Regions from separate parts of the Homo sapiens genome. Here region 1 is linked to region 2. Evidence: read pairs that join two places in POLR2A ChIA-PET (ENCODE). Cell type or tissue: K562. All regions are shown on one strand. Each heading gives the region's core, and the rest is flanking DNA. Links, peaks and the distances in the headings are about the cores only. Region 1 has its middle 13 kb from the start of PTGES. Region 2 overlaps LOC124902285 (a long non-coding RNA gene).

Region 1 (8,837 bases), core at 3,199-7,198, 490 kb after region 2:
AAACCCTGTCTCTACTAAAAATACAAAAATTAGCAGGGCATGGTGGCTTGTGCCTGTAGTCCCAGCTACTTGGGAGGCTGAGGCAGGAGAATCTCTTGAACCCGGGAGGTGGAGGTTGCAGTGAGCCGAGATCACGCCATTGCACTCCAGCCTGGTGACAGAGCGAGACTCTGTCTCAAAAAAAAAAAAAACCAACAAACAAAAACAAAACAAAACAAATTAGCCGGGCGTGGTGGCGGGCTCCTGTAGTCCCAGCTACTCAGGAGGCTGAGGCAGGAGAATTGCTTGAACCTGGGAGGCGGAGGTTGAAGTGAGCCGAGATTGCATCGCTGCACTCCTGCTTGGATGACAGAGTGAGACTCCTTCCCCAAAAAAAAAAAAAAAAAAGTAATCTAGACTTGTTGGTAAGACATTTGCATGTCAAGGTTAGAAATAAATATGAGTAAAATTCAGAGTTCTTTATCAGCGAAATTTCTGGGAGTCCAGTGGTGTGGGGCCTGTCCAGATGTCTCTTTGAAGGTGAAAGATAAATTGTTGCACTACGCCTCTCCTGCAAGCAAAAAAGAGGCACAATGCCCAGTGTGGAGGCAACATATGCCTTATCTGGGTGTGTTAGTTACTCCAGCCCATTTACCGAGTGACCTAAAAAGCTACTAGTTTTGGGTAAGGTTCAGAACAGGGCCTTAGTGGAGACTGAACACCTAACCGTGGACAACCAAATTACCATGTGACTTGAGCTTCTCATCATGAACTGGGTGCGATTTGACCGCCAAGCCATAAAGTTGGGTGTGCACAGCAGCACCCCATCATCACCTAGAAGTGGTAGATACATGGCCAGGCCAGAGCAGGCCCTGAAGGCAGAAGTAAGTGACATGAAGTGGCCCAAATGCTGAAGGTCCCCACTCCTGCAACCCTGCCTTCTCTCTTCAAGCACCCATGGCTCACAGGGAGTTCCCTGCTATCAGGTGACCGAGGAAGAGGAGACTCAGGCCTGGTTTATGGATGGTTCTGCAGGATATGTGGGCATCCTCTGAAGGTGGCCAACTGCAGCACTACAGCTCCCCTCTGGGACACCCCTGAGGGACAGTGGGGAAGGGTCATCCTCCCAGCGGGCAGAAACTTAAGCAGTGTACCTAGTTGTGCACTTTTCTTTTTTCTTTTTTTGAGACGGAGTTTCACTCTGTTGCCCAGGCTGGAGTGCAGTGGCACGATTTCAGCTCACTGCAACCTCTATCTCCCGGGTTCAAGCGATTCTCCTGCCTCAACCTCCCAAGTAGCTAGGATATGGGTATGAGCCACCATGCCTGGCTAATTTTTTGTATTTTTAGTAGAAATGAGGTTTCACCATGTTGGTCAGGCTGGTCTTGAAGTCTGGACCTCAGGTGATCCACCCACCTCAGCCTCCCAAAGTGCTGGGATTACAGGTGTGAGCCACCGCACACAGCCATCTTTTCTTTATTCTTGCTTTTTTTTTTTCTTTTGTTCTGTCACCCCAGCTGGAGTGCAGTGGCACGATCTCGGCTCACTGCAACCTCAGACTCCCAGGTTCCTGAGCCTCAGCTTCCCAAGTAGCTGGGACTATAGGTGTGTACCATCACACCCGGCTAATTTTTGTATTTTTTGGTAGAGATGGGGTTTCACCATGTTGCCTGGGCAGGTCTTGAACTCCTGATCTCAGATTATCCGCTAGCCTCAGCCTCTCAAAGTGTTGGGATTATAGGCATGAGCCACCGCTCCCAGCCACGCGCTGTGTATGTTCTTAACCAGCGGCCCATATATGGTGCTGTTTCTCTGAAAGCCAAGGTTCATGGGTCTGGAATCAAAAGGTGAAAATGGGAGTGGCACCACTCACTATTACTCTGAGTGGCCTACTGGAAAAATGTGTGCTTCTTATTCTTGTGACTTTATTCTCTGTTGGCCTAAAGATCTTAGTTCCAGAGGGAGGAGTGTTTCCAGCGGGAGACACAACAATTCCTTTGAGCTGGAAGTTAAGATGCCACCCGGCCACTTTGGGCTCCTCATGCCTCTGGGTCAACAGGGAAAGAAGGGAGCTATGGTGTGGGCTGGGGTGACTGATCCAGATCACCAAGGGGACATTGGGCTGCTGCTCCACAATGGAGGTAGGGAAGAGTGTGGAATGCAGGAGACCCGTTAGGCCATGTCTTTTTTTTTTTTTTTTTTTTTTGAGACGAGTGTGGCTCTGTCGCCCAGGCTGGAGTGCAGTGGTGCGATCTCGGCTCACTGCAAGCTCCGCCTCCCGGGTTCACGCCATTCTCCTGCCTCAGCCTCCCGAGTAGCTGGGACTACAGGAGCCCGCCACCACACCCGGCTAATATTTTGTAGTTTTAGTAGGGATAGGGTTTCACCGTGTTAGCCAGGATGGTCTCGATCTCCTGACCTCATGATCCGCCCACCTTGGCCTCCCAAAGTGTTGAGATTACAGGCGTGAGCCACAGCGCCCGGCCTCCTTAGGCCATCTCTTAGTATCACCATGGCCTGTGGAAAATGACAATAACCCAATCTAGATCGGACTATGAATGGCCCAGACCCTTCAGGAATGAAGGTTTGGGTGTCACTCCACCCAGATAAAGAATCACGACTGGCTGGGTGTGGTGGCTCACACCTGTAATCCCAGCAATTTGGGAGGCTGAGGCGGGAGCATCACATGAGGTCAGGAGTTTGAGACCAGCCTGGCCAACATGGAGAGACCCCACCTCTACCAAAAATACAGAAACTGCGTGCCTGTGGTCCCAGCTACTTGGGAGACTGAGGTGGGAGGATCGCTTGAGCCCGGGAGGTCGAGGCTGCATTGAGCCAAAATCGTACCACTGCACTCCAGCCTGGGTGACAAAAAAAAAAAAAAAAAAAAAAAAACATGACCAGCTGAGGTGCTTGCTGAAGGCAAAGGTTGTACAGAACCAGTAGTGGAAGAAGGTGGTTTTAAATACCAGCTATAACCATGTGGTCAGCCACAGAAACAGAGACTGTGATTGTCATCAGTTTTTCCTCTTTATTTTTCTCTGCATGTGTGTCTGTGTGTGTGTGTATATATATATATATATATATATATATCTTTGTTTCTTTTCCTCTCTTACTCTCTTATCATGTAACATAAGATGTATTGATTTTATATCATAGTATTTAAGCTATGGGATATCAAGGAGAAGCGTAAACATCACTCTCCTCTTCTTACCTCCTCTTCCGGGGAAGGGATGAGTGTGTTTCTGGTGTATGCAGGAGAGTTGCATCGTGTTAGGTGGAATTATGACTTTGCTTTGTCTTTACTTGGAGATTAAGTACGGTTTAGGAAATGTCTACAGGGTACCTAGTTGACAAGGGGTGGACTTGTGGTGGTTAGTCTTTTGGGTCAGTTTCATTGGCCAAAGGTGCCCAGATTACACATTGTCTCTGGGTATGTCTGTGAGGCTGTGATTGGCATTTGAATCCACAGACACAATACAGTGCCCTCCCCAGTGGCAGTGGGCATCGTCCAATCTGTTATGGGCTTGAATAAAACAAAAGGCAGGTTGGGCACAGTGGCTCACGCCTGTAACCCCAGCACTTTGGGAAGCTGAGGCAGGTGGATCACTTGAGGTCAGAAGTTCAAGACCAGCCTAGCCAACATGGTGAAACCCCGCCTCTACTAAAAATACAAAAATTTGGCTGGGTGCAGTGGCTCACGTCTGTAATCCCAGCACTTTGGGAGGCTGAGGCGGGCAGAGAGCCTAAGCTCAGGAGTTCGAGACCATCCTGGGCAACATGGTAAAACCGTGTCTCTACTAAAATACAAAAAATTAACCAGATGTGACGGCGCACGCTTGTAGTGCCAGCTACTCAGGAGGCTGAGGCACAAGAATTGCTTGAGCCGGGGAGGCAGAGCTTTCAGTGAGCAGAGATCGCGCCACTGTACTCCAGCTTGGGCTGCAGAGTGAAACTCCGTCTCAAAAAAGATAAATTAAAAAATAAATAAATACAATACATAAATAAAATACAAAAATTAGCCAGGCGTGGTGAAATGCGCCTGTAATCCCAGCTACTCAGGAGGCTGAGGCAGGAGAATCGCTTGAACCTGGGAGGTAGAGGTTGCAGTGAGCTGAGATTGCACCAGGGCACTCCAGCCTGGGAGATAGAGTGAGATTCTGTCTCAAAATAAGAATAATAATAATAATAAGGCAGAGGAAGGAGGAATTTGCACCTTTTTCCTTGCCTGCCTGCTTGAGCTGAGACATCTCCTCTCATCTTCTGCTCTTGCACTGAAATTTATACCATTGGCTTCCTGGTTCTCAGGCCTCTGGACTCTGAACTGCCCCACCAGCTCTCCTGGGTCTCCAGCGGGCGGACAGCAGTTAATGGTACTTCTCAGCTGCCGTAATCACATGAGCCAATTATATGGCATAGTAAATCTATCTATCTATCTATCTATCTATCTATCTATCTATCTATCTATCTATTTATCTCTCTATCTCTCTATCTATCTGCATTTCCTTGACACAGGGTCTTACTCTGTCATCCAGGAAGCTGGAGTGCAGCAGTGCAATCACTGCTCACTGCAGCCTCAACCTTCTGGGCTCAAGTGATCCTCCCATCTCAGCTTCCTGAGTAGCTGGGAACACAGGTGTGAGCCACCACGCCTGGCTAATTTTTAAAAATTTGATTTTAGAAATGAGGTCTCATTATGTTGCCCAGGCTGGTCTTGAACTCCCAGCCTTTAGCAATCCTCCTCCCTCAACCTCCCAAAGTGCTGGGATTACAGGTGTGAGCTGCCATGCCTGGCTCCTACTTTTATATAAAAGGATATATTTATGGTCATGTGCCTCATGATGACATTTTGGTTAACAACTGACTGCATACGTGATGGTGATCCCATAGATTATAATGGACCTGAAGAATTCCTATCACCTAGTGATGTCTTAGCCATTGTACCACTCTAAGGTTTATTAAAGAAAAAAAAAAAGACTTGGCATATGGCTCACACTTATAGTCCCAGCACTTTGGGAGGCTAAGGCAAGAGGATCACTTGAGCCCAGGAATTGAGGCTGCAGTGTGCCACGATCCCAGCACTGCACTCCAGCCTGCATGACAGTGTTGTCTCAAAAAAAAAAAAAGATAACTGTAAAACAGCCTCAGATAGGTCCTTCAGGAAGGATTCCAGAAGAAACATTGTCATCATAGGAGATGACAGCTCCATGCCTGTTATTGCCCCTGAAGACCTTCCAGTGGGACAAGATGTGGAGGTGGAAGACAGTGATATTGATGATTCTGCCCCTGCGTAGGCCTAGGCTAACGTGTGTGTTTGTGTCTTCATTTTTAAGAAAAAAGTATAAAAATTAAAAAACAGGCCAGGCCCGGTGACTCACGCCTGTAATCCCAGCACTTTGGGAGGCCGAGGCAGGCGGATCACGAGGTCAGAAGTTCGAGACCAGCCTGGCCAACATGGTGAAACCTGTCTCTAAAAAAAATACAAAAATTAGCTGGGCATGGTGGCGCATACCTGCAGTCCCAGATACTTGGGAGGCTGAGGCAGGAGAATCACTTGAACCCATGAGGCAGAGCTTGCAGAGAGCCGCGATCACGCCATTGCACTCCAGCCTGGTGAGAGAGTGAGACTCTGTCTCCAAAAAAAAAAATAAAAAAAAAATTGCGTCCAGGCCTGGTGGCTCACGCCTGTAATCCCAACACTTTGGGAGATCGAGGCAGGCAGATCACTTGAGGCCAGGAGTTCGAGACCAGCCTGGCCAACATGACGAAACCCCATCTCTACTAAAAATACAAAAATTAGCTGGGTGTGGTGCGGGCGCCTGTAATCCCAGCTACTTGGGAGGCTGAGGCATGAGAATTGCTTGAACTTGGGAGGCGGAGGCTGCAGTGAGCTGAGATTTCACTACTGCACTCCAGCCTGGGTGACAGAGCCAGATTTTGTCTCAGAAAAGAAAAAAAAAATTGCTTGTTGCTTGGCTGGGAGGAAGCACAAAAGGATGCTAGCTGCTGTTTACTGCTCATGTTATTATTCATAATAACATGTTGGTATTTGCTATATCATGAGAGGCCCTACCAAGCTGATTGTGTCTTCAGCTATCTCTGATGTTATGTTTGTGTGGGTTTTGATTAGGACGTGTCTTCCTTACTCGCCCTTTGTCGAGTCGTCCTGAGCTTGGAATCTGGGCCGGCTTCCTGCAGTCACACAGGGCCCTGCACGAAGAAGGAACCCCTAGGCTTGCTTTAATTTTTTCTGTCCCTGTCTTGAAATTCTCTTTTTTTTTTTTTTTTTTTTGAGACGGAGTCTCGCTCTGTCGCCCAGGCTGGAGTGCAGTGGCACGATCTCGGCTCACTGCAAGCTCCGCCTCCCAGGTTCACGCCATTCTCCTGCCTCAGCCTCCCGAGTAGCTGGAACTACGGGTCCCCGCTATCACGCCCGGCTAATTTTTTGTATTTTTTTTTTTTAGTAGAGACGGGGTTTCACCGTGTTAGCCAGGATGGTCTCGACCTCCTGACCTCGTGATCCGCCCGCCTCTGCCTCCCAAAGTGCTGGGATTACAGGCGTGAGCCTTAACAATTTTTGAACAAGGGGCTTTGCATTTTCATTTTGTACTGGACTTTACAAATGATGTGGCCAGACCTGCTTGGAGTCACAATTCTTCCTGTGCTAATAGCAGTGAGGGGGGTCCCAGCAAAGGATGGAGGCTCCCGGCAGTCTGAGCTGAGTCAGCAGCACATGGGATAAGGCCCCTCTAAGAGGGACCTTTACAAACTGCAACGAAGCAGTGGTTACAGGGGCTGGAAAACCTGACATCCAAGGATGAGCTCACGGGGCAGTGGTTGTTTCGCCTGGAAGACAAGATTTTGGGTGAACTGGGTGGTGTCCTCCAATTTCTGAAGGGCAGTGGAGAGGAAAAGGGAGAGAGGGAGTGTGTGTGTGTGTACGTGTGTGTGTTCTCTGTGGCCCTAAAAGGCAGATCCAGCTCACTATAAGGAAAGAATCTTGAAGAATTTTGAACAAGGAAAGTTGTGCAAGAAGGGAACAGCTGGCCTGAACTCAAACCTCAGCTCTCTCAGCTCTGCCTGGGGGTCAAGAGCATGGGCTCTGGCTGGAGCCAACTACATCTCTGTCCAGATCTGTTATTCTTAGGTAAGGTCATTCACTGGCTTGATCCTTTATCTCCCTCTGTAACATGGGCCTGATAATGCTCCACAGTACAGGGTGATGATGCTGGTATAAAATATAAAGCACCTAAAGGGTGTCTGGCCATTAGGAGGTGCCTAACAAATGACACCATTGTTTGCTGTTTTTTTTGTTTTTTTTTTGACAGAGTTTCACTCTTGTTACCCAGGCTGGAGTGCTATGACGAAATCTCGGCTCACTGCAACCTCCGCCTCCCAGGTTCAAGCGATTCTTCCGCCTCAGACTCCCAAGTGGCTGGGATTATAGGCACACGCCACCATGCCCAGCTAATTTTTGTATTTTTAGTAGAGATGGGGTTTCGCCATGTTAGCCAGGCTGGTCTTGAACTCCTGACCTCAGGCGATCCGCCTGCCTCGGCCTCCCAAAGTGCTGGGGTTACAGGCGTGAGCCACCACGCCCAGCCGTTTGCTGTTATTACTGTTACTATAATGAGTTCCTCGTGCCTGGGAAGGTTGCAGTTGAGATGGAACTCAGGAAGTTGCAGAGATGACCCTTGTATCAGAAGTAAAATAAGATGCACACATTTCCTCCTTGACAATTGCAGCATCTGGCATATTTGGATGATTAGCAAAAACCAGTCCGTCAGGCGTGATGACTCACGCCTGTAATCCCAGCACTTTGGGAGGCCAAGGGGGGCGGATCACTTGAGGTCAGGAGTTCAAGACCAGCCTGGCCAACATGGTGAAACCCCGTCCCTACTAAAAATACAAAAAAACAACTAGCCAGGCATGGTGGTGCACACCTGTAATCCCAGCTACTCAGGAGGCTGAGGCAGGAGAATTACTTGAACCTGAGCCAAGATCATGACACTGCACTCCAGCCTGCAGCCTGGGCAACAGAGCAAGACTCAAAAAACAACAACAAAAAAAAAAACAAAAAAAAAAAAACACAAACAAGTCATAAAGTGCTGTCCGAGTGACAAAGGCCCTCAGGGAAAGGGGTGGTGCTTCTTGTGGAATGGAGGTTGTTTTGGGGCTTGGAGGCTACTGAGAAAGTGGGAGTGGTTTGAAAACTCCAGCCAACTTCCCGGTAGCTAATCACTGGCTGAATCCAATCTGAGGAATGTGGAGCTCCCCACAGGGCTCCTAGGAAATGGGTCCCTGATGTGTCTGAGAGCTGCACACAGGAATTGCCCATCTCCTCTGCAGCCCGTGGGAAGCAGCATTTGTGGGCCGTGTGCGTGTGAGCATGAGACTGTATGTGCCTAGTTAATGCATGGGCAGCCAGGCATGGGAGGGTCTCGGCTCCCTCTGACTCCAGAGCCTCTGCTTTGAGCCACACTCAGGGTGACAGCAGCTTCCCTGGAAATGGCAGTGGTTTGTGCTGAGACAAACATTTCTCCTCTTCCTTCTCCCCCATCCGCCTCTCCTGTGAGTGGGGTCCAGTCCCGGAGCTTCAGCCAGGAAATGCTCCTTGTGTGTCCACAGCCCTGCACATCAGCAGTGGGATGAGAGGCCCAGAGTCCAAGGAGCAGCAGATGGGTTCCATCAGGGGCTGCTGGACTGTGGTCAGAACTCAGGCAGTCACAAGTGTGTTTGTCTCTCCAGAGACAGAAGGAGAGGGCGGCATCACAGTCAGCTCCAGGAATTCCCCTGCATTTAACGCACACGTTCAGGCCGTCTGTCTTTCCACAAATATTTACCAAGCACAGCTCTGG
Region 2 (8,837 bases), core at 3,311-7,310:
CCAATTGATTTTTGAGGAAAGTGCCAAGGAGGAAAGGAAAGTCTTTTTCAACGAATGGTGTTGAATATCTGTATGGTAAAACAATGAACCTGGGTCCCTGCCTCACACCAGACACAAAGACTAATTGCAGATGATTTACAGGTCTCCATGGAAAAGTGAAACTAGAAGGCATCTAGGAAAAAAAAAAAAAAGACACAAGGAAGAAAGAAGTGGAGCCCCTCTTCTTCCACTTAGTGATGTGATGTCTGCATAGGAGGGGAGGAACTGTACAGCCATCCTGGAACCATGAGGACACAGCCCATGGACAGCATGGAAAGAGAAACGAGCTTCAGAGTTGCCCTCCGTGTGGCTTTCTTGCTATGTGAAATGATGCATTTTCCTTCATTGTTAAGCTAACTGCATTGCATTCTCCATTACTTGCAGCCAAAAGCATTCCCACTGAGACATGCCTGTCCTTTTGTTTTTCCCTCCTATGGTGTAGGGTTTTGCATAACTATTTACGTTCAGGCAATAAACACAAAACCATGAACATTGACCTTCATGTGGAATTTAAGGATTGCTAAACTTTTTTCTGTACCTAGATTTCTCCTGTGTTGATTTTGGAATCCAACTCCTGGGGCAGGCGCTGAGGCACCCTGAGGAAAGGGCTGTGATTGTCCAGTGCCAAAAGTGACCCACAAAGCAAAGTGTCTCCAAAGGACAGAGACCACAATTGACTCATTCTCATTCATACCCTTGAACCCAAGTACAGCATCTGGAACACAGCAGGAGCTCAATAAATAAGTGTTGTATGAATGGATGGATAGAACAAGAAAAGTCCAGGCCCTTTCATTCATTGTATTATAAGCTTGCAAGCTTAATTAGTACAATTAAAATACATAAGCAATATCTTAGTTTCTTTAATAATTCCCCTTAATTTACACGCTCTCTTTATTTGAGTAAGTTCCCCAGGTGTTTGAAGAATGTTATTAGAATTGGACAGTCCCTGTGTTGGAGACAGGGCCATTGAAGCTGGTATTTCTTCTCCCTTCCCTTCCTTCCTCCCTTCCTTTCTTTTTTTTTTTCTCCAAGATGGGGTCTTGTTCTGTCCCCAGGGTGGAGTGCTGTTGCATGATCATGGCTCACTGCAGCCTCAACCTCCTAGGCTTAAGCGATCCTCCTGCCTCAGCCTCCTAAGTAGCTGGGACACACCACCATGCCTAGCTTTTTTTTTTTTTTTTTTTTTTTTTTTTTTTGATACAGGGTCTGTATTAGTCCATTCTCAAACTGCTAATAAAGATATACCCAAGACTGGGTGATTTATAAAGGAAAGAAGTTTAGTGGACTCACAGTTCCACATGGCTGGGGAAGCCTCAAAATCATGATGGAAGGCAAAGGAGAAGCAAAGGCACGTCTTACATGGTGGCAGGAAAGAGAACTTGGTGCAGCGGAACTCCCATTTATAAAATCACGAGATCTTGGCCAGGCGTGGTGGCTCATGCATGTATTCTCAGCACTTTGGGAGGCTGAGGTGCGCAGATCACCTGAGGTCTGGAGTTCAAGACCAACCTGGCCAATGTGGTAAAACCCCATCTCTATTAAAAATACAAAAATTAGCCAGGCGTGGTGGCGGGTGCCTGTAATCCCAGCTACTTGGGAGGCTGAGGCAGGAGAATCACTTGAACCTGGGAGGCAGAGGTTGCGGTGAGCTAAGCTGAGATGGCGCCACTGCACTCCAGCCTGGGTGACAGAGTGAAACTCTGTCTCAAAAATAAGTAAATAGATAAATAAATAAATAAAACCATCAGATCTCATGAGACTTATTCACTACCATGTGAACAGTATGGGGTAAACCACCCCTATGATTCAATTACCTCCCACCGGGTCCCTCCCACAACATGTGGGAATTATGGTAGCTACAATTCACGATGAGATTTGGGTGGGGACATAGCCAAACCATATCAGGGTCTCACTATGTTGCCCAGGCTTTTCTTGTACTCCTGGGCTCAAGCATCCTCCTGCTTTTGCCTCCCAAAGTGCTGGGATTACAGATGTGAGCCACTGTGCCTGGCCAAAGCAGGCATTTCTATACAGCCTGACCTGCTCCCAAATCAGGACCCCTCCTGTCACAGCCACGGTCCCCCTCCACCTACATTTCCACCATTAGCACCATTTCCTCTGTATTAAACAGCAAAGATGGAGAGATTTGCCCCAGAAGCCCCTGTGATACTGCACTGGGCTCAGACAAGACATCCCTTCCCTTTTCCCATCAGCACATTAGCTGGGGCTGTTCAACAGATAAGTTCTTGTCAACCAGAAGATTCTGAAAGCTGTCTTCGAGGGAGTAGAAGGGAAGCATGACAGCCAAGAAAAATCATTTCAAAGCACTTAAAGATGCCAGGTCAAGAGAGAGGGCACTGGAAATGAAAGATGGTGCAGCCGCTGCGCAAAACAGTTTGGCGGTTCATCAAGAAAATTAAACGTGGAATTATTATATGACCCAGCAATTCCACCACTAGGTATATAGCCAAAAGCATCGAAAACAGGTGTTCAAACAAAAATGTGTACAACAGTGTTCATAGCAACACTATTCACAATAGCCAAAAGGTGGAAACAACCCAAATGTCCATTAACGAACAAAGGGATAAACAAAATGTAGTAGTAACCATACAACAGAATATGATTCAGCAATAAAAAGGAATGATGAACTGATCCATGCTACAACATGGGTGAACCTTTAAAACATTATGCTAAATACAATAAGCCAGATGTAAAAGGCCACATATTTTATGATTCAATTTATCATATTTATCATAAAATCACGTATTTTATGATTCCAGAATCATATAATGAAATCTGGAAGAACCCAGAATAGGCAATTCCACAAAGACAGAAAACAGTTTAGTGGTTGCTAGGGGATGGAGATAGGAGAGATAAGGAGTGACTGCTAAATGGGTACAGGGTTTCTTCTTGGGGTGATGAAATGTTCTGGAACTAGATAGTGGTAATGACCACAAGACATCGTGAATGTACTCAATGCTGCTGAATTGTACACTTTAAAATAATTAAAATGATGAATTTTATGTTATGTGTATTTCATCTTTTTTTTTTTTTTTTTTTTTTTAAGACAGGGTCTCACTCTGTCACCCAGGCTAGAGTGCAGTGGCACGATCATGGTTCACTGCAGGCTCAAACTCCTGGGCTCAAGTGATCCTCCCACTTCAACCTCCTGAGTAGCTGGGACTACAGGCATGCACCACCATGCTCAGCTAATTTTTTTGTTTTGTTTTGTTTTTTATGAGACAGAGGTTCAGCCTGTCGCCCAGGCTGGAGGGCAGTGGCACAATCACAGCTTACAGCAGCCTCCATCTACCAGGCTCAAGTGATTCTCTTGCCTCAGCCTCCCAAGTAGCTGGGACTACAGGCATGCACCATCACGCCTGGCTCATTTTTGTATTTTTAGTAGAGATGGGGTTTCGCCATGTTGGCCAGGCTGGTCTTGGACTCCTGACCTAAAATGATCCATCCACCTCAGCCCCCCAAAGTGCTGGGATTACAGGCATGAGCCACTGCACCCAGCCTCAGCTAATTAAAAAAAAAAAAATTGTAAAGACAGGAATCTCACTATATTGCCCAAGCTGGTCTTGAACTCCTGGTCTGAAACGATCCCCCTGCCTCAGCCTCCCAAAGCACTGGGATTATAATTATCACGTTAAAAAAACAGTATGGCTGCCTGGGAAGGGTGGCTAGAAAACCAGAGTAAGGGGATCTCAAAGGACCAGGGGACCTGGGGAGGCCAGCTGGGGCCACCCTCTGCGTTTAAGTGAGGCTGAGCTCAGCTCCTGCAGTGGGAGTGATAGATTCTGGCCCAGGCCAGAGCTCTCTTACCTCCTTGGACCCCTCCCCACTCGTCTCCTTTAAGTACCTGTCAATTCAATTTAGCCTTGTGAAGTCTCCACTAAGGAATCCACAGTGTCACCAAGATGATGTCCATCAAGGAAAAAGATCAATCCTAACTATTGGGCCATGACAGTTGACCTTTGATGAAAGCAGAGAATTGCAAAAGGAATCAGATTAAAGATGTTTAATTAATGGTGTCTGGAGCTGCTTCCCAAGAAACGCCATTTGGAAAATCTGAAGGAGAGAAATGTTCCCCAGCCCAGACAGCAAGCCATGACCTTCTTATAGCCTGAAGAGGAGCTGCTTGCCAAGGGCCAAGATTTATGGGGTGGACTCCATTCGCAAAGGAGATGTAATCACATCTCGCTTGACATTTAGTGGAAACAGGCCTACATCCCAGGAACGAAAGCATCAAGAACAAAGTGGTTAGTGGCGGCTGCACAGACACATACAACATATACATTTGTCTTGAGTTTGAGCCACCCAAACATCGAGTTTGGGAATGCCCCTGCTTATGAGGCTGAGTGGAATGCAGAACTTGCTTGCTACTGCAGATGCTAAGCTGCCAGCTAGTCGCTTTCCCATCCTCTCCTGCAGCTGAGGCAGGGGCTTGTCATAATCTCTGCCCACCAAATACACTCGAGCTGGCCTTTGGATTTGGAACCAGAGACACAAAGAAGCTGGTGGCCCCTTAGTGGCAGCAGCAGCAAAAGTTCCTGGCGTGGTAGGGGCAGTTGAGTGAGCCACAGCCTCTAGTCGTCAGACTAGGGCTCCGATGCCTTCAAGGGCTTGTTTCCGCCTCGGTAGCGCCAAGCAGAATTCTGTAGCTCACCTGTGAGCACTTAATAGTGCTGCTTAAATCAGCAAAAGTTGGCTTCTGTTGCCTGCAATTAAGAACACAGTTCCCAGGTGCACTAGCTCAGGCCTGTTATCTCAGCACTTTCGGAGGTGGAAGCGGGCGGATCACTTGAGCCCGGAAATTTGAGACAAGCTTGGGCAGCATGGCGAAACCCCATCGCTACAAAAAATACAAAAATTAGCCGCTGGTGGTGGCGCAGGCCTGTAGTCCCAGCTACTCAGGGGCTGAGATGGGAGAATTGCCTGAGCCCGGGATGTCGAGGTTGCAGTGAGTTGAGACTGCACTCCAGCCTGGGTGACAAAACAAGACCCTATCTCAAAAAAGAAAAAGAAAAAAAACGTCTCATTCCTTCTGGTACTGGCTTCCAACAAACCCCTGCTGGAGTAGTCATGTGACCCAACCTGAACCAATCATAGTGTCTCATCCCTCCAGTTACAGTGATTGGTCTAAAGTTGGGCATGTGACCCACACAGAGCCAATCAATATCTTTCCCTGGGATGTTTCTACTTCTACTGTGGAAGAATCCCTTTCCTTCTGGGGTCATGGAACTCAAAGACTATAAAACGGGGAAGCGGGGCGGGGGCGGGGTGGTGCACGCGGGGGCCAGCAGCTATGTTCCCCACCCTCAGGGAGGAGATCATCTACAGTAGGAGAGAGTGAAGCCAACAGAGACAGGAAGGCAGAGAGAGGAAGAGAAGCCTGGTATCCTTTGAGTCCCCGCTCCCACCATACTGTCTGTAGTATGATTATGCAAATCTATAAGTTCCTTTTTTTTTTTTTTTGAGACAAGGTCTCCCTCTGTCACCACCCAGGCTGGAGTACAGTGGTGCTAATGCTTCACTGCAGGCCGGGCGCGGTGGCTCACGTCTGTAATACCAGCACTTTGGGAGGCCGAGGCGGGCGGATCACTTGAGGTCATGATTTCGAGACCAACCTGGCCAACATGGACAAACCCCGTCTCTACTAAAAACACAAAAAATTAACCGGGCGTGGTGGTGGGCATCTGTAATCCCAGCTACTCAGGAAGCTGAGGCAGGAAAATCACTTGAGCCCAGGGGAGGCAGAGGTTGCAGTGAGCCAAGATCGTGCCATTGCACTGCAGCCTGGACAACAGAGCGAGACACCATCTCAAAGAAAAAAAAAAAAAGGTTCACTGCAGCCTTGAGCTCCTGGGCTCAAGCAATTCTCCCACCTTGGCCTCCTGAGTACCTGGGACCACATACACACCGCCACACCCAGCTAATTTTTTTTTTATTTTTTATTTTGTAGAGTTGGTGGGGGGCGGGGGGGGGTCTCACTATGTTGCCCAGGCTGGTCTCGAATTCCTGGCCTCAAGTGATCCACCCGCCTCGACCTCCCAAAGTGCTGGAATTACAGGCATAAGCCACTGCACTTGGCCCTATAAATTCCCTTTTCTTGCTTAGGCTCATTTAGATTGGATTTTTGCCATTTGTAACAAAAGTCCTAAGTAATGGAGGTGGAGAAATGTTGCTTTATTCAGGACATGGCCTCATGGGCCTTTCTCTTGAGATGACAAGTGACTTACAGTTAAACGAAACGAAGTCCCTGGGAACAAAAACATCTTTGGCAGAGCAGAGGCCAACATCACTCAGCCAGCAAACATTAACTGAACATCTTCCTAAGTAGTGGTCCTGGCCTAAGCCCTTGCACCGTATGAAAAATAATCTGGCATCAAGCAAATGTTCAGTAATTGCTGGGTACAACAAGCTATGATTAGCATTGGTGCTAACAGTTCGTTTCCATTTACAGGTCAGGCACAAGGGGATGGAAAGGGTGGGTTCAGGATTTGGGATGGGTTTGGGCCCCTTTTTTTTCCAAACATCTCTAAGGCCCCACCCCAAGTCGTTCCTCCTAGCTCTGTGAACTTCAAGAAGGGAAAGATGTATTTTTGTGTTGTTTTTTTGTTTTGAGACAGAGTTTCGCTCTTGTCACCCAGGCTAGAGTTCAATGGTGCAATCTCAGCTCACTGCAACATCCGCCTCCCCGGTTCAAGTGATTCTCCTGCCTCAGCCTCCCAGTAGCTGGGATTACACGCGCCCACCATCACGCCCAGCTAATTTTTGTATTTTTAGTAGAGACAGGGTTTCGCCATGTTGGCCAGGCTGGTCTCGAACTCCTGACCTCAGGTGATCCACCCGCCTCAGCCTCCCAAAGTGCTGGGATTACAGCTGTGAGCCACCGTGCCCGGCCATATTTTTTGATGTAACCAGAAAACTGTGCTCACTGAGGGAGTTGGTAATCTGCTCTTGGAGAAAGCAATCCACTTTAAATACAGTGCTTTAATAATTAAAGAGTTCCCTGAATTCCAGCTTGTAACATTCTTGCCAAATCTCCCCTCCTGGCTTGGGGAGCTCAAATCTGTACCTTTTGGGACTGGAATGAGAGAAAGACTAACCCCCGACCCCCTTACCCCCACCCAAAGCTTCTGCAGGATATTCCTCAAATCAACACATTGAGCATGATGGCTTGGCCTCCGTCTGACCTTCAGGCCTCACTCAGTGAGGCATAATAGCCAAAAGAAACACAAGTGAGACTCAAAGGCATCAGAGTTAAGTAGTTCCCTACCGAAGACTCTTGGAGTCTTAGCAAAGGCAGAATCACACCTCAAAAGCACCCGCTCAACCTCCCAAAAACCGCCTGTCAACACGTCTCCCCGCAATGCCTGTCATCCTTACAGCTGCTCCTCTAAATTCTCTTCTTCTCTTGCTTCAGCTCTCCTCTCCCTTCCAAATCTGTGATTTCCCCAGCCAGGCGCAGTGGCTCATACCTATAATCTTAGCACTTTGGGAGGTTGAGGTGGGAGGATCACATGAGGCCAGGAGTTTAAAACCACCCTGAACAACACAGTGAGACCCTGTTTCTACAAAAAAATTTAAAAATCAGCTAGGCATAGTGGTGTGCACCTGTGGTCCCAGCTACTTGGGAGGCTGAGGTGGGAGGATTGCTTAAGGCCAGGAGTTCAAGATTATGGTGAGCCATGATCACACCATTGCATTCCAGCCTGGGTGACAGAGCAAGATCCTGTCTCTAAAAAAATAAATAAATCAAGTATAATTGTCTCCTTCTAATAGTAATGAGCTGTTTTTAAAATGCAAATAAATTTAGCCCCTTTAGACACCCCCCTAACTTCTCCACCCATTACCTCCTTCAGCCCACAAAGCTTCAAAGAAAACAACAAAATGTTCATTAGGAGATCAGGAGGAAAAGGCAATGATTACCCAGACTGCAGCCAGCCCTCATCAAAAAACAAAACAGGCTGGGCGCGGTGGGCCTGTAATCCCAACACTTTGGGAGGCCAAGGCGGGTGGATCACCTGAGGTCAGGGGCTCGAGACCAGCCTGGCCAACATAGTGAAACCCCGTCTCTACTAAAAATACAAAAATTAGCTGGGTGTGGTGGCGTGCACCTGTACTCCCAGCTACTCAGGAGGCTGAGGCAGGAGAATCACTTGAACCTGGGAGACGGAGGTTGCAGTGAGCCAAGATCGCACCACTGCACTCTAGCCTGAGTGACAGAGTGAGACTCCACCTCAAAAATAAAACAAACGAAAAACAACAGAAAAGCAAAGCGTACATGTGTTTGGATATACACAGGTGATGCCTGAAACTCAAGCATTGGAGCAAGAGGACTAGCAAGATTCAAACCAATGTGTGTCTCTCTCCCAAGATGGTGCAGTTAATGACCCCAGTGTTGCCATGAAGACCCAGCACGATGCTCTGACTCAGACTACTGGGTGACCAAGTCATCTTGTCCTTCAGAAGTAGCATTTTGTCCTCTACTTGACCAATTTCTGCATATGGTGGCTCAACTTCTCTCAGTAGATTGATAAAACTAGTAGATAGAAAATCAGCAAGGATACAGAATGACCTTACCATCAACCACCTGTATCTCGTTGACATTTAGAGAATACTCCACCCAACAATATCAGAATACACATTCTTTTTTATTGCAACTGGAACAGTCACCAAGATAGAACAAATCCTGGGTCATAACAAACCTTAAGAAATTCAAAAGAATTAAGATATATAAAGTATGTTCTTCGACTATCATGGAATTAGACTGGAAATCAATAAGGAAA

The links. Peaks named below come from ENCODE experiments on the same cell type or tissue, not always from the same donor. Only the 100,000 strongest peaks of a DNase experiment are listed, where the experiment ranks them.
Region 1: POLR2A ChIA-PET joins it to region 2 with 5 read pairs; 2 of 35 experiments call an interaction of 5 or more read pairs at or near these places.

What each region holds. Positions count from the first base shown.
Region 1 is chr9:129,761,592-129,770,428 of GRCh38, reverse strand. No RefSeq gene overlaps it. Among named protein-coding and RNA genes, the nearest start is that of PTGES, 13 kb to the right of the region's middle. In K562, for the core only: no CTCF peak of the experiment used is centred there; no DNase peak of the experiment used is centred there.
Region 2 is chr9:130,250,914-130,259,750 of GRCh38, reverse strand. It overlaps LOC124902285 (a long non-coding RNA gene), which reads left to right. Exons shown (of 2, transcript XR_007061817.1): 2 at 1-888. Among named protein-coding and RNA genes, the nearest start is that of HMCN2, 10 kb to the left of the region's middle. RefSeq lists an enhancer at 188-942. In K562, for the core only: no CTCF peak of the experiment used is centred there; a DNase peak (open chromatin) is centred at 5,160; H3K27me3 peaks cover 547 bases.